Linked DNA regions of Homo sapiens: all the other regions are linked to region 2. The links are chromatin contacts, found by Hi-C or POLR2A ChIA-PET in ENCODE. All regions are on one chromosome and are shown on one strand. The core of a region is the stretch at or near the end of the contact, and the rest is flanking DNA. Distances in the headings are between cores, read along the strand shown.

Region 1 (4,564 bases), core at 43-2,542, 55 kb before region 2:
AGGTTCGTTATTTTATGTATGAGGAAACTAAGGTTCAAAGAGAACGACTTGTCTGTAGTCATGCAGCTGGTTAATGGCAGAGCTGGATTCAACTCAGGCAAGCTACCTATAGATCTCAGGGCAGGTAGGAAAGGGTTATATTAGACTCAAGTAGGAAGCTTTATGAAATTGCTCCCCACTTCCTGCTTCTCCATGATATTCTGATATGTACCCCAAATGGCTGTGAATCTTTGCAGAAGTCAGTGGTTGTTACTGACCGGAGAGTGAGGAATTATCTTCCATGTTTTGGGGGTGGTAAAAATTCTGAGAACCACCACCACATGTTACTTCTTCCATCTGCCTTCCGCTGCTTGAGGCTTCAAAATAAAGTTGTAAGAAATTCCAGCTCTTTGCCCTTACCAATATAGCCCAGGGTGACTCTTACTTAATTCTGTATATGAGTTCCAGAAAATATAGAACTCTATAGAAAAAAATGTATGGCACTTGGCTGAGATTTTCTGTTGACTTCCCTCCAGTCCTTATAAGATCACTTTTCCCTTACTTGATTGTTGTCCCCCATTGACCAAACCAGCAGGTTCTGGCCACTCCCCTCAGTGACTAAAGCTGTCAGCGTCATTACTAGGGTTAAGGCCCTGTCATGGGCTGCCCCAGCCACACACATATTCCAGCTGCTTTGCCTGTTTTAGTCATCCTGTGACATCTCTTCTTGTTATATAGGATATCATCTATGTAAAAGATGAGAGAGAGAGAGGGCTTCTGTGATCTGCAAACCCTTTGAAGACAAGGCTGATGTTTTACTATCTATCTTGGTGCCTAGTACAGTGCTTAGTACCAAATGAATGATAAAATACATGAGAAAGAACAGGATGGTCTCCTCATGATTGCACTTTCTCAGGATAGGCCTGGACCCTATCTCCATTTCCATAGAAATGGCCCTTTCCCCCAGGTTCTGGTACATGGCCCTGGTTGAGCTAATAAACAGCAACAAAAGAACTTAAAGTCTAAAAATGCTTTGAGGCCTGAAAGAAATTATCTCTGAAGGTGAAGTGTTGAGGTAGAAAGATGGAGAAATGGGGTAAGTGCATGTGCAGGGAAAGGGCAGGGACTTCCCAGCTCACCTCCTGTCATGTCCAGATGCAGCCACATACTTTGCTTACAGTGACTTGTCCTGTGTGGAGGCAATTCTTTGAGGCAAAACTATGCCTTAAAGCCTTAAAGCCCAGCCCAGAATTTCACATCAGCCCTTCTCTAGTCCTGACATTATTCACCAAATAAAAGGCAGATACTTGCTATGTTTTACAAGTTTCTTGTCTGTGTCATCAGCCTTGTTCCATCCTTAGATACAAAGAGGGTTGAAAACAGGATGTTTGAAAACAGGATGTTTGGGTTAAAAAACAGGGTTGAAGAAAAAAAGAATAATATTCAGAAAAGAATGTGGCAAGTGGACATAGTTCTTAAGGAACCCTACAAATGAGATTTGAAAACCTGGCTCATTTCATGATTCATTGACTCAAAGATTTTAAGGACATATTTCAGCTGGTAGAAAAAAGTTCACTTGAGGATAACATCTTGAGAGTCAAGTTGAAGATAAAAGACTCCTGTTTCTGGTATCTCTGTGAAACATAAACGAGGGTACCCTTTAGGACCAAGTACTTCATAGAAAGTTAGAGCTGGAAGGGGATTTACAAGCCATTTCATTTTAGTCTTCTCAGGAAACTGAGGCTCATAGGAGTTAAGTGTCTAGTTTGAAGAATTATGGGATCTTAGAGTAAGAAGATTTGTAATTCATCACCTAAGGGAAGAATACTTTCCAGAGTATCCTGAAAAATGGTAGCTCCAGGCTATGTAGATATATCCAGGAACCAGGAGGTTAACCTTTGATGAACAGCTCTAGTTGTTAGTGAATTCTTTCCATTTCTGGGCCAAATTCTTCTTCAATGTAACTTGCACCCATTGATCTTGGCTCTCATGTCTTCCCTTGATAATTCTTCTCCAGGAGAAATGCGCCCAGCTTCTTCCAATATTCCTAGTCTAGGGGTGGCTTCAAGCCCGATTGCCATCTTGGGTGCTTCCCTCTAGATCTACTCTCATTTATTCATGTCCCAATTAACAAGTCGGGCCCAGAATAGAACAAAATATTCTAGAGGTAGGCTGGCCTAGACATAGTAGGTTCCATAGGACTATTTGTTCCCAGTTCTGAACAGTGTCCTGTCAACACTGCTGAAGTTCTCCTTAGTGTTTTTGTTTTGTTTTGAGACAGGGTCTCACTTTGTTGCCTAGGCTGGAGTGCAGTGGTGAGGTCATGGCCCATTGCAGCTTTGATCTCCTTGGGCTCAGGTGATCCTCCTACCTAAGCCTCCCTAGTATCGGGACTACAAGTGTGCGCCATCACGCCCAGCTAATTTTTGTATTTTTTATAGAGACGCAGTTTCGCCATGTTGCCCAGGCTGGTCTCAAACTCCTGGGCTCAAGTGATCCACCTGCCTTGGCCTCTTAATGGGCTGGGATTATAGGCATGAACCACCATGCCCAACCTCCTTAGTTTTTAAGCAATTGGATTTCAATTCAACCTGCATTTGTACTTAGGGCACATTTGTAGTTTATGAGTATGATACTGTTTAAATTCTTTTCTATTAAATCCCCAGAACTTTTTCATATTAACTGCTAATAAACTGCTCTTCCATCTTAGGTGTGTGGATCAAAAGCAGGACCTTTCATTCTACCTCTTTGGTTTTGACCTCGTGATTCAACCTGGGACTTAATTTTTTTATTTTTTATTTTTATTTTTTGAGGCAGGGCGTCATGCTGTTGTACAGGCTGGAGTGCAGTGGTACAATCTTGGCTCACTGCAGCCTCAACCTCCCGGGCTCAAGCGATCCTCCCACCTCAGCCTCCCAATTAGCAGGGATCACAGGCACACACTACCACACCTGGCTAATCTTTGTATTTTTTGTAGAGATGGAGTTTTGCTATGTTGCCCAGGCTGGTATTGAACTCCTGACCTCAAGTGATCTGCCCGCCTCGGCCTCCTAAAATGCTGAGATTACAGGTGTGAGCCACTGTGGCAACCTGGGATTTTGAAATAGAAACTCTTCTATCCAACTGACTCTCTCTCCCTACTTTATTAATCATCATATATTATAAGCTCATCTTCTATGTTTTCATCCAAGTTACCCATAAGACAGAGGGAAAAAGACAATTTTTTAGTAGTTGCTTTGTCAACCTAACCTCTTCTCTCAACCATATTCACTTACTCACAAGGATATAAATGTACATCTTGTTGTGTGCTGTGATTAAAAATCAATATATTCTATGTCTATGGCAACTCCATGAGCTACCAAACTTGTAACTCCCTAAGCTACCAAACTGGTAACTTTTTTTTTTTCTTTTTGAGACAGGGTCTCATTCTGTTTCCTAGGCTAGAGTGTGGTGGTGTATTCACAACTTACTGCAGCCTCAACCTCCTGGGCTCAGTCGATCCTCCCACCTCAGCCTCCCCAGTAGCTGGGACTGCAGGCGTGCACCATCACACCTGGGTAATTTTTGTATTTTTTGTAGAGATAGGGTTTTGCCATGTTGCCCAGGCTGGTCTTGAACTCCTGAGCTCAAGCCATCTGCCTGCCTCAGCCTCCCAAAGTGCTAGGATTACAAGTGTAAGCCACCATGCCCAGCCCAAACTGGTAACTTTACTGAAAAAGAAATGGGATAAATTAGGCAAGTTACTTAACTTCTATAAGCCCAAGTTTCCTCATCCATAAAATGTGAATATTTGTTCTACTCCCTTTACCAGGTGGTAGTGAGGCTCAACTAGTATAACAAGACATTTGAAAATGCTTTGTAAACTTAAAAAAATTTTTTTTTGAGATGGAGTCTTGCTCTGTCGCCCAGGCTGGAGTGCAGTGGCGTGATCTCAGCTCACTGGAAGTTCCTCCTCCCAGGCTCAAGCAATTCCCCTGCGTCAGCCTCCCAAGTAACTGGTGGGCACTCATCACCACGCCCGGCTAATTTTTGTATTTTTAGTAGAGACGGGGTTTCACCATGTTGGCCAGGCTGGTCTCTAACTCCTGACCTCAAGTGATCTGCCAGCCTCGGCCTCCCAAATTGCATTTTTCTTTCCCTCCCTGCTCTCTTGGGCTACTCCTGTCCATGGGGAGCTCCCACCCACCCTGAATTCCTTTGGGTCTTATGGTCTGGTCCCACTTATCAGTCACTTGATTGCATGTAGCTTTGGTTTTTGTGGTGTATTTCTCCAGCTCACTATACATTCCTCAAACTCAAGGTAGAGCATATCTAATACATACTTTGTATTTCTCACAAGTACACAGTGCTGACTGGGGGTTTCAGAGTCCTAAGACAGAGTCTGAAACACCCTGGGGACTAGATGAGCTGCCTTTATGCCACACAGCCTTGAAAGGGAGGGGACTGTGTCAGGGTAGTCCAGTGAATCACCCTGTCTCATTGATGAGTGTAAGAAAGTAGAGGCTCTGGTCAACCTGGACTTAAACTTTCCATTGTGCTTCTCAGGGGATACAGCTGTAGCCTGCCAGACTGGCATTTTCCCTAA
Region 2 (4,610 bases), core at 1,593-4,092:
CAAGAGCTTCTGGTGGACAGCACTGCTTGCTCTCAGAGGCCTCTCCCACCTCCAGTCCCTGACCCCCCAAGCCCTGCAGTCATTCCAGGTCATCTGTCATATAAGAACAAAATGCTTCCTTTCGACTTCCCTACCATCAAGGTCTGAGCTCATGTTACTTAAATACCTTCACATCCTATTCTCCAGGTTTGTTTCCCTCAATCCATATTGATTAATCCATATATTTTTGTGCCAGGTATCACTTCCTCTCACCAGTGATGGTAATAATAACTATTACTTGTTGAATTCTTACAATTGTCAGACACTCTGCTAACACATCGTCTCACTGAGCTTCTTCCCAGAAGCCAGCAAGGTAGGTAATAATATTCTATCCTTTTTTTCAGAAAACAAAAATGAGGCACAAAAAGGTTAAGTAACTTGCCCAAGATTGCACAGCCAGAATCAGATCAGGTATTTCTAACCACCACATCATACAAGCCCACTGTAGATGCTTTCTATTTTCTGACAATAAAGGGAAAGGAAAAATGGAACTGATACTTAATGTATATCTAGTATGTTCTATGCCAGGCACTGTGCTAGGTACTTTTAACTATATTGTTTAATACTGAAAACATGACCGTGAAACCTGTTTTGTCATTATGGTTATATAGTTGAGGAAACTGGCTCCAAGCAGTTCACTTCAGGACATATGTTAGTAAAGTTAAAATCCAGAGCCAGTCAGATGTTTGACTACAAAATCCGTAGTTTCCACTCAGAGTTTACCAAAATGTGAGGGACACGCCACTAGAAGTATGTAAGATGATTTTAGATGAGGCAGAATCAAAGCCTAAAGGGAGTTAAATTATTCAGAGAGGAATTTATTCCCTTTTCAATTCTATTTTAATCCTTCAATTGCATATAATTTCAACTAGACTTCCACACCTCTAACACTGGCTATTTTTCCTTTTAATCAAACAGGAAGCTTCCGGGTAGATAACAGTATCTGGGTAGGATTTGATAACACTGCTTTATTTTCACTGCATTTATTTTTCTTCCTATTCTCTATTTACCAGTGCAAATGATACTTGTTTTTCATCTACCACAGGGGTATGTGGCTTTATTTTTTAAAAGTTGAATTGATCTAAATAGTTCTATAAAAAAAGCATAAGGAGTGGCCAAACTAGTAAAGGTAGTGTTACATCAATAAAGTGTGAAAAATGACAAAATTAGGCTGCTTCCATCATTAATGAATGGGTATTCATTATGATGGAGGTATAGGAAAATCTTGAAGTAGTTTCTGAATAATCACAGAAGATTAGATCAAATTATGTTCAGTAGAGCTTGCTTCATTCATTTATTCATTCATTCAATCAAATCATTCATTCAACAAATATTTGGGAGCTGCTTCTAAGCATTAGCTATTCCAGAAGTTGTTTCAGTATAAAATGTGATACGGAAGAGCATAGGATATAGTGACAGGTGAGCCTGGGTTCAAATGCTGACTCAGGATTAGGAGTCCTTTGACTGTGAGTCCGTCCTTTAATCTTTATGAGCTTCAGCCTCTTTATCTATAAAATGAGGTTGAACTCTACCTCTCAGTATTGTGGTGGAGGCTGGACGAGGTGTTACATGTGAAGTGCCTAGATCTGGCAGGCAGTAGGCACTCAGCAAATGTTCGTTCCTTTCTTTCGTACCATGTTTTAATTCTTGGGAAAGTGGTAATTCATATGTGGAATGCATGGCCAATCTTTATCCTCCAGGATATTTTACTAACCAGGACAGTCCATTCTCTGATCAGATTTCACAGTATAAGTAACTTTTGGGTTTTCTGCTGCTTGAATGATTCCCACTGCAGATGTCCTCTGATTCAAGTTTTTCTTCCCACTATCCTGCAAATCTTTGAAGGCAAAGACCAGGCTGAGTTTGCTTTGATATATCCAGTACCTAGCACATAGCAAGTTCTAGTTAAGAGCTTGGCAAATAAATGACAGAAAGAGAGAGAGGGAGAAAGAAAGGATGACCCTGGTTATATATTCACCTCTGCTTTCCTTTCATCAAACTGCAACTTGCCTGTGATCACACAAATTGGCATTCTTAATTGCCACACAGCACACTTGATAGTGATATGCACAAACTTGAGATTTATTTCAAATGACCGACATTTTTGGCTTGCCTCTATCCCTGTTTTAACCATGGCTAGAACATTAATGTGCCTTTCTACAGAGAGGAGTTCACGTGTGCCCAGCATTCTTTTGTGCAGGAGGGGCACAGGGGCAGGGCTATAAGGTGAGTGTACATGTGTAAAACAATGCTAATCATATCTGCACTTGCTGTGCCAGGTTGCAAAGACCCTGGAATAAGGCATGTAAAAAGAGATTTCCTGTATGATTCTTTTATTTTAATCCACTGCACACTTGGAATAGCTCTCACCTCAGAATCTCCATAATGGGACCCTCTTAAGGGCAGATCCCTTTATGATGGAAGCCGTCCTTAAATACTTGAGTTATTAAGTCCCTTATAACTTAATGCAGAGCCACCTGATACCAAATCCAATCTGTCCTTGAAGAATAATATTCAACTATTCATCAAATATGTAGTAATCATATGCCAAGTTCAAGAATTACCTACTACTTTTACTCTTCTATAATACTTCTCTTGTTTAATTACATTTGATAAACAGGAAACAGGGAAGAAAATGGGGCTTACAAGGAAGGTTAGTTGCTGAGTCTGCATAACAACAAGAATTAAATAGATGACTTTGGGTAGAGACTGTTGAATCTATTTAGCAAATTTATTTACTGCACTATGCTTTCTTGTCATAAGAAAGGGAACGCCTATAACTTCCTCTGGAACTCCCCTTAGCTTACAGCAGAACTCCCCTCTTTACTGCCTGGGCCTTTGATAAAAGTCCATTTTCTTCCTATTTTTCCTGTCTGCCTTGTAAGAATGCGTGCCAGGAGTGATAGGCATAAAATATGCTACTTGTCAGACAGGTGACATTTTTCAGCTAATATTTACAAGAGAAAAGAGCAATTAGCAAACATGAATCATATGTCTGAATAGCTCAGAATACCTAGAAGATTAATTGTTACTTGGTCTAATTTTGCCCCAAGTAAAGTTTCTAAGACATGCAAACTTTGAGCTTGATTACTCCATACAAAATAAGAGGTTTAGGCAATGCAATAGATTTTTGAAATCCTGAAACATTCTTGCTTATTGTAAGTTACAGAGGCAATCAAGACACTGATGCAAACAATTCTATGAAGAGGTTTTTTCTCAAGCCCAGCTGCAAATTAGATTCACTAAGCAGAGGGCCTCAATCTTGGCTAACATTGGAATCACCTGGGAGGCTTTTAAAACACACTAATGCCCAGGCACTACTTTGGATCTGTTAAAATTACATTATTTTGGAGATGAGGTCAGCATCATTAAAGATTTTCTTTTCCTGGGAGCTTCTAAAGTGCAGACAGTATTGCGAACCATTAGTTACACAAAGTAACATTTGCACGTGCAAGCGTCTTTTACCACCTTGCCTTCAAAGTGTTGTCCTCAACTTCACCTGGAAGCTAGGTAGAAATGTAGAATTTCAAGCCTTCCCCAGACCTAGGGAATCAGGATCTGCATTTTAAGAAGGTCACGGTGATTTGCATGCACATTAATGTTTGAGAAGTAGAGTTATAACACTGGTCTGCATTTGGACTGTCACTGGGAAGTAGCGTAATAGTTGATATTTCTTAAACACAGTAAGTCAGACACTGGGCTAGCCCATCATTTCATCTGATCCTCCCAGCAACTCTGCGAGGTAGATGTTGCTATCCACATTTTACAGATGGGGAAACTGAGGCTCAAAGAAGTGATGCAACTTGCCCAAGGTCAAAGAATGGTAGCTCATGGAACCGGAATTCAAATTCATCTCTGTGTCTTCAATGCACATTTATTTCTGTGCTACCAATGACTGCAGTTATGACTATATATCCACTGGCATGTGTACACTACATCCATGAGTGAGTTTTTTTTTTTTTTTTGCTGTATGCTAAGGAAAAGATGTTTTGTTTTCTACTTTACATGCCACATGGTTATTAAATTAAGCTTCAACCTAGGATTGAACTCCTGAAGGTATTAGACAAAGGAGAAAACTGGAAGGTTTCCACAACTACAAAATTAAGCTGACAACACAGGCTTTCCATTCATGTGGGGCCCTTAACTAAACTAAAGGGCAAAAGACTTGGCAAAAGCATGAAAAATTCATGTATGCAGGTCCTTTTGCTAGATTAGAACACCTAGCTTGATGCATTTCAAAAATTCTTGGGGGAGCTTTGCATTTTATTGCAATGAAGCATCAATGGTAGTCAGCACCTGTCACTTATTCAGGAAACACACAACGAATTATTTGCATTACCTCCCAAGATAGCTTCCTCTTGAAACTAAGTTTATATTTTATCCCCCACATTTAACAACAGAAGTGTAAGTTTTTTCAGACTTGCCACGTAATGTACTTGAGAAGTAAGGGTGGGGTGGGGGGGTGCTTTACATAGCCACATTCTTCAGAAAACTCTGAAGTTCCTGGTTTAGGACAAAATCCTGCTCTAAGCACCTGACTCATGCTCTGCTCAGTGTAGGAGGACTGCATG
Region 3 (4,650 bases), core at 1,511-4,010, 37 kb after region 2:
ATTGGAATTTTAAATGAGATGAACTCTGTCACTTCCTCAAAATGTTAAACATAGCGACCCAGTGTTCTACTCCTAGGTATATTTCAAAAGAAATGAAATGTACACACAAAAATGTCTGCATGAATGTTCATAGAAGCATTATTCTTAGTATCAAAAAATTGGAAACAAACCAGATGTCCAGAGACTGATGAATGAGACAATAAAAAACAGTATGTCCATACAATGGAATATATCTCAGCTTTAGAAATGAATGCAGTCCTGATACGTGATACAGTGTGTGTGAACCTTGAAAACATTATGCTATGTGAAAGAAGCCTGTCACAAAAGATTGTATATATTGTATGATTCCATTTAGACGAAATGTCCAGAATAGGCAAATCCATAGAGACAGGAAATAATTACTTAAGACTGGGAGGAATGAGGGGAACTAGGGGGTGACTGCTAGAGGGATGGGATTTCATTTTGGGATGATGAAAATATTTCAAAATTAATTATATTGTTGGTTGCAGAACTCTGTGCATATACTAAAAACCACTGAAAGGTATGCTCTAAATCAGCAATCCCCAACCTTTTTGGCACCAGGGACCAGTTTCGTCGTAGACAATTTTTCCGTGCATTGTGGGAAGGGTGGTGGAAATGGTTTTGGGATGAAACTGTTCCACCTCACATCATCAGGCATTAGTTAGATTCTCATAAGAAAAGCAACGTAGATCCATTGCATGCTCAGTTTACAACAGGATTTGCACTGCTATGAGAATCTAATGCTGCCACTGATCTGACAGGAGGTAGAGCTCAGGTGGTAATGCTCATTTGCTGGGTGCTCACCTCCTGCTGTGCAGCCCAGTTCCTAACAGGCCATGGATGGGTACTGGTTCACAGTCCAGGGTTTGGGAACCCCTGCTCTAAATGAGTGAATTGCATGGTATATGAATTAGATCTCAAAAGCTATTAGAAAACATGGGACTAGACTGAGTCATAATAAGTGATCTACAAATCATGAAATTGCACTGATATATGATGAGGGTCACTCACTGCCCAACAGGCTAGAAGGATTTCCCAGAATACTACTGGCAACAGTTATTAGAAAAATAAAACATTTGGTCGAGTCTCCTCAATTGAATTGGTGATATAAGGATGGGCAGCCCTCAGAAATAATGCAGCCTATCTACAACTATCTGATCTTTGACAAACCTGACAAGAACAAGAAATGGGGAAAGGATTCCCTATTTAATAAATGGTGCTGGGAAAACTGGCTAGCCATATGTAGAAGGCTGAAACTGGATCCCTTCCTTACACCTTTTACAAAAATTAATTCAAGATGGATGAAAGACTTAAATGTTAGACCTAAAACCATAAAAACCCTAGAAGAAAACCTAGGCAATACCATTCAGGACATAGGCATGGGCAAGGACTTCATGTCTAAAACACCAAACGCAATGGCAACAGAAGCCAAAATTGACAAATGGGATCTAATAAAACTAAAGAGCTTCTGCACAGCAAAAGAAACTACCATCAGAGTGAACAGGCAAGCTACAGAATGGGAGAACATTTTTGCAATCTACCCATCTGACAAATGGCTAATATCCAGAATCTACAATGAACTCAAACAAATTTACAAGAAAAAAACAACCCCATCAAAAAGTGGGTGAAGGATATGAACAGACACTTCTTAAAAGAAGACATTTATGCAGCCAAAAGACACATGAAAAAATGCTCATCATCACTGGCCATCAGAGAAATTCAAATCAAAACCATAATGAGATATCATCTCACACCAGTTAGAATGGCGATCATTAAAAAGTCAGGAAACAACAGGTGCTGGAGAGGATGTGGAGAAATAGGAACACTTTTACACTTTTGTTGGGACTGTAAACTAGTTCAAGCATTGTGGAAGGCAGTGTGGTTATTCCTTAAGGATCTAGAACTAGAAATACCATTTGACCCAGCCATCCCATTACTGGGTATATACCCAAAGGATTATAAATCTTGCTACTATAAAGACACATGCACACGTACGTTTATCATGGCACTATTTACAATAGCAAAGACTTGGAACCAACCCAAATGTCCAACAATGATAGACTAGATTAAGAAAATGTGGCACATATACACCATGGACTACTATGCAGCCATAAAAAAGGATGAGTGCATGTCCTTTGTAGGGACATGGATGAAGCTGGAAACCATAATTCTCAGCAAACTATTGCAAGGACAAAAAACCAAACACTGCATGTTCTCGCTCATAGGTGGGAACTGAACAATGAGAACACATGGACACATGAAGGGGAACATCACACACTGGGGCCTGTTGTGGGGTGGGGACAGGGGGGAGGGATAGCATGAGGAGATATACCTAATGTTTAATGATGAGTTAATGGGTGCAGCACACCAATATGGCACATGTATACATATGTAACAAACCTGCACGTTGTGCACATGTACCCTAGAGCTTAAAGTATAATAATAATAAAAAAAAACAACCAACAATCAATCACTTAAAAAAAAAAAAAAAAAAGAAAGGATGGGCAGGACCCAAACTGTCAGAAACAAGGTAACCTCAGGACTGGCTGCTTTCTTTGCCCACCTCTCGTGGTTCATTGAGTCTCTCTCCCTCAGCTCATATCTGCTTCTCTCTGCACATCTCATCTGTTCGACTCACCCTGCTTATTTCCTCAGTCTTTCCCTCTACTTTGAACTTCTTTTCTCTTTCTGGTGACTTCTGCTTTCTCAGTTTCTGCTGCCTCAGCGCTGTTCCTGCCCTGTCATAGATTCTAGCAGCCTCCTGACCCTTCTGTGTCAGGCCTACCCACCTCGGTCTTGAGAATATGAGTTGCTGATTCAGTCTCTGGAAGCCAGCCATATCCCAAAGCCTTCTCGTCTTCCTAGTTCTGGCTCTGGGAAGCCAGAGGAGACAAGACTATTGGACCCCAGCACCTAGGCATGGTGTAAGATGAACCCGGTGTGGTTCCCAGCAACTCTGGCCTGAAGGATCTCCAGAGCCAGCCAGTTTCCCAGGGTCCCCCTAGCCAGGGCTGATCAGGGTTACAGCATGTTCCCAGGACTAAACTGAGGACAGGTCTTAAGTCTGTTTGCCTTAAGACCTTGGGAATCTCCGTAAAAATGCTTGGACCAAGTATAGAAGACTTCTAAACTCAAACTCAAGTAAAGGAAACCTGAATTCAAACTCAGGTAAAGGAAATGAAAGGTTCTCACAATGACTTTGGTTTCAGCTCATATTTTTTTCTTTTTAAAGTGAAATGATGATTCATCACTTTCAATACAGTTGAGACAGCTGACTCATGTTTTCGTGTTAGGTCAGTGGTTCCCCAATATGGCTGCAGGTTAGAATCCCCTGGGGAACCTGAAACATAGAGGTGCCTGGGCACTACCTAAGACCTCCTGATTCAAAATCTCCAAGGGTGGGGTCCAGAAGTCTGCATTTTTTGAAACTCATCAGTGGTTCTGTAGTAACCAGCCGTGCTCTAATTGGTGGATTAGCATTAGGGAATCCCTGGGTTTGATGACACTGATGGCAGCAATCCTTGAAGGGAAGTAAGCAAGAGGGAGAAAAGGAAGCTGAGAACCCAAAGACAAACTTCAGCTACTTCAAGATGTGGACACCTGTCTATGTTTCTTAGATTTTCTTTCACTAAGAAGAGCTGATACCATGATTCTCAATCTACCAAGGGGGAGGAGAAATGGAAGCATGCAGAAGTAAGTTGATCTCACCTAAGGCAACAGAATTAAGGCAGGTCTCTGCTTAGAAAGACCACCTTGAGGGATAATTCTGCTCACTTGTTGTTCTCCTCACTGGACAGGAGACCCTGGAAGCAGAGACAATATCTGGTGCACCTCTGCATTCCCACTACCTGAAACATAAAGTTGCTCAATAAATAAACATCCTCTGTTGAATGAATAACTGCAAAGGCAGGTCCACTTTTAGAAACCATTGTGACTGGCTGGAGGGGTGGAGCTATGTGGAAAGTAGAAAAAGCAGTTGACACCAAGGGCAGAGAAGCTGGATTTGGTTCTACTCCTTACTAGCTCTGTGATTTGACCACTCTCTGCCTTGGTGATAAAATGTCTGAACAGAGTTTTGTAAATTACATTTTATAATTTACATAGAAAGCCTAGAATTTGGCTGGGTGTGGTGGCTCACACCTGTAATCCCAGCACTTTGGATGGCCAAGGTGGGTAGATCATTTGAGCTCAGGAATTCAAGACCAGCCTGGGCAGCATGGTGAAACCCTATCTCTACAAAAAATACAAAAATTAGCTGGGTGCAGTGGCATGTGCCTGTAGCCCCAGCTACTCGGCAGGCTGAGGCAGGAGAATTTCTTGAGCCTGGTAGGCTGCAGTGAGCCAAGATCGCACCATTGCACTCCAGCCTGGGCAACAGGAGTGAAACCCTGTCTCAAAAAAAAAAAAAAAAAAAAAGAAAAAGAAAAAGAAAAAAGAAAAGAAAAAACAAAAGCCCAGAATTTCTTGAATTAGTTGATCAACATAAATAGGGCCTTCTTGCTCCTTTTGCTTAAGTGGCATGTTAAAAATCAGTGACTTCTTTAATGACTGTACCTACTCTGAACTCTGTGCCAGATAAGGTAGAAAACAGAAACAAAAAATAAAGAAATTAATATGCAAGTGTTGCTT

What was found. Hi-C counts contacts between places; a loop is a spot of excess contacts on that map. ChIA-PET counts read pairs that join two places held with the same protein, here RNA polymerase II (POLR2A). Pooled maps may share reads with other maps.
Region 1: a loop to region 2 is called in a map of chondrocyte, with 5 times the contacts of the local background. The contact joins two enhancer-like sites. A Hi-C loop is called at or near these places in 10 of 168 maps with a recorded cell type or tissue (B cell, CD4-positive, alpha-beta memory T cell, GM12878 and 6 more), 27 of 37 single-sample maps with no recorded cell type and 15 of 50 pooled maps. POLR2A ChIA-PET finds 5 or more read pairs at or near these places in 10 of 52 experiments (AG04450, CD4-positive, alpha-beta memory T cell, GM12878 and 7 more).
Region 3: a loop to region 2 is called in a map of naive thymus-derived CD4-positive, alpha-beta T cell, with 2.9 times the contacts of the local background. The contact joins two enhancer-like sites. A Hi-C loop is called at or near these places in 6 of 168 maps with a recorded cell type or tissue (B cell, CD8-positive, alpha-beta T cell, chondrocyte and 2 more), 20 of 37 single-sample maps with no recorded cell type and 6 of 50 pooled maps. POLR2A ChIA-PET finds 5 or more read pairs at or near these places in 10 of 52 experiments (B cell, GM10248, GM12878 and 7 more).

Annotation. Positions count from the first base shown.
Region 1 is chr9:5,583,284-5,587,847 of GRCh38, reverse strand. The region is part of intron 1 of INCR1 (interferon stimulated noncoding RNA 1); the gene reads left to right. Among named protein-coding and RNA genes, the nearest start is that of RIC1, 44 kb to the left of the region's middle. Within about 2 kb of position 1,292, at least 5 of the 41 ENCODE cell types and tissues checked have a DNase peak (open chromatin) inside an H3K27ac peak, as active enhancers do; they include OCI-LY7, where a contact is called at or near this core.
Region 2 is chr9:5,529,868-5,534,477 of GRCh38, reverse strand. All of the region lies in intron 2 of PDCD1LG2 (programmed cell death 1 ligand 2), which reads right to left. All of the region lies in intron 1 of INCR1 (interferon stimulated noncoding RNA 1), which reads left to right. Among named protein-coding and RNA genes, the nearest start is that of PDCD1LG2, 22 kb to the right of the region's middle. RefSeq lists an enhancer at 2,860-2,909. Within about 2 kb of position 2,842, at least 3 of the 41 ENCODE cell types and tissues checked have a DNase peak (open chromatin) inside an H3K27ac peak, as active enhancers do; they include OCI-LY7, where a contact is called at or near this core.
Region 3 is chr9:5,492,446-5,497,095 of GRCh38, reverse strand. All of the region lies in intron 2 of INCR1 (interferon stimulated noncoding RNA 1), which reads left to right. Among named protein-coding and RNA genes, the nearest start is that of PDCD1LG2, 16 kb to the left of the region's middle. RefSeq lists enhancers at 2,996-3,055, 3,086-3,335, 3,546-3,635. Within about 2 kb of position 2,760, at least 12 of the 41 ENCODE cell types and tissues checked have a DNase peak (open chromatin) inside an H3K27ac peak, as active enhancers do.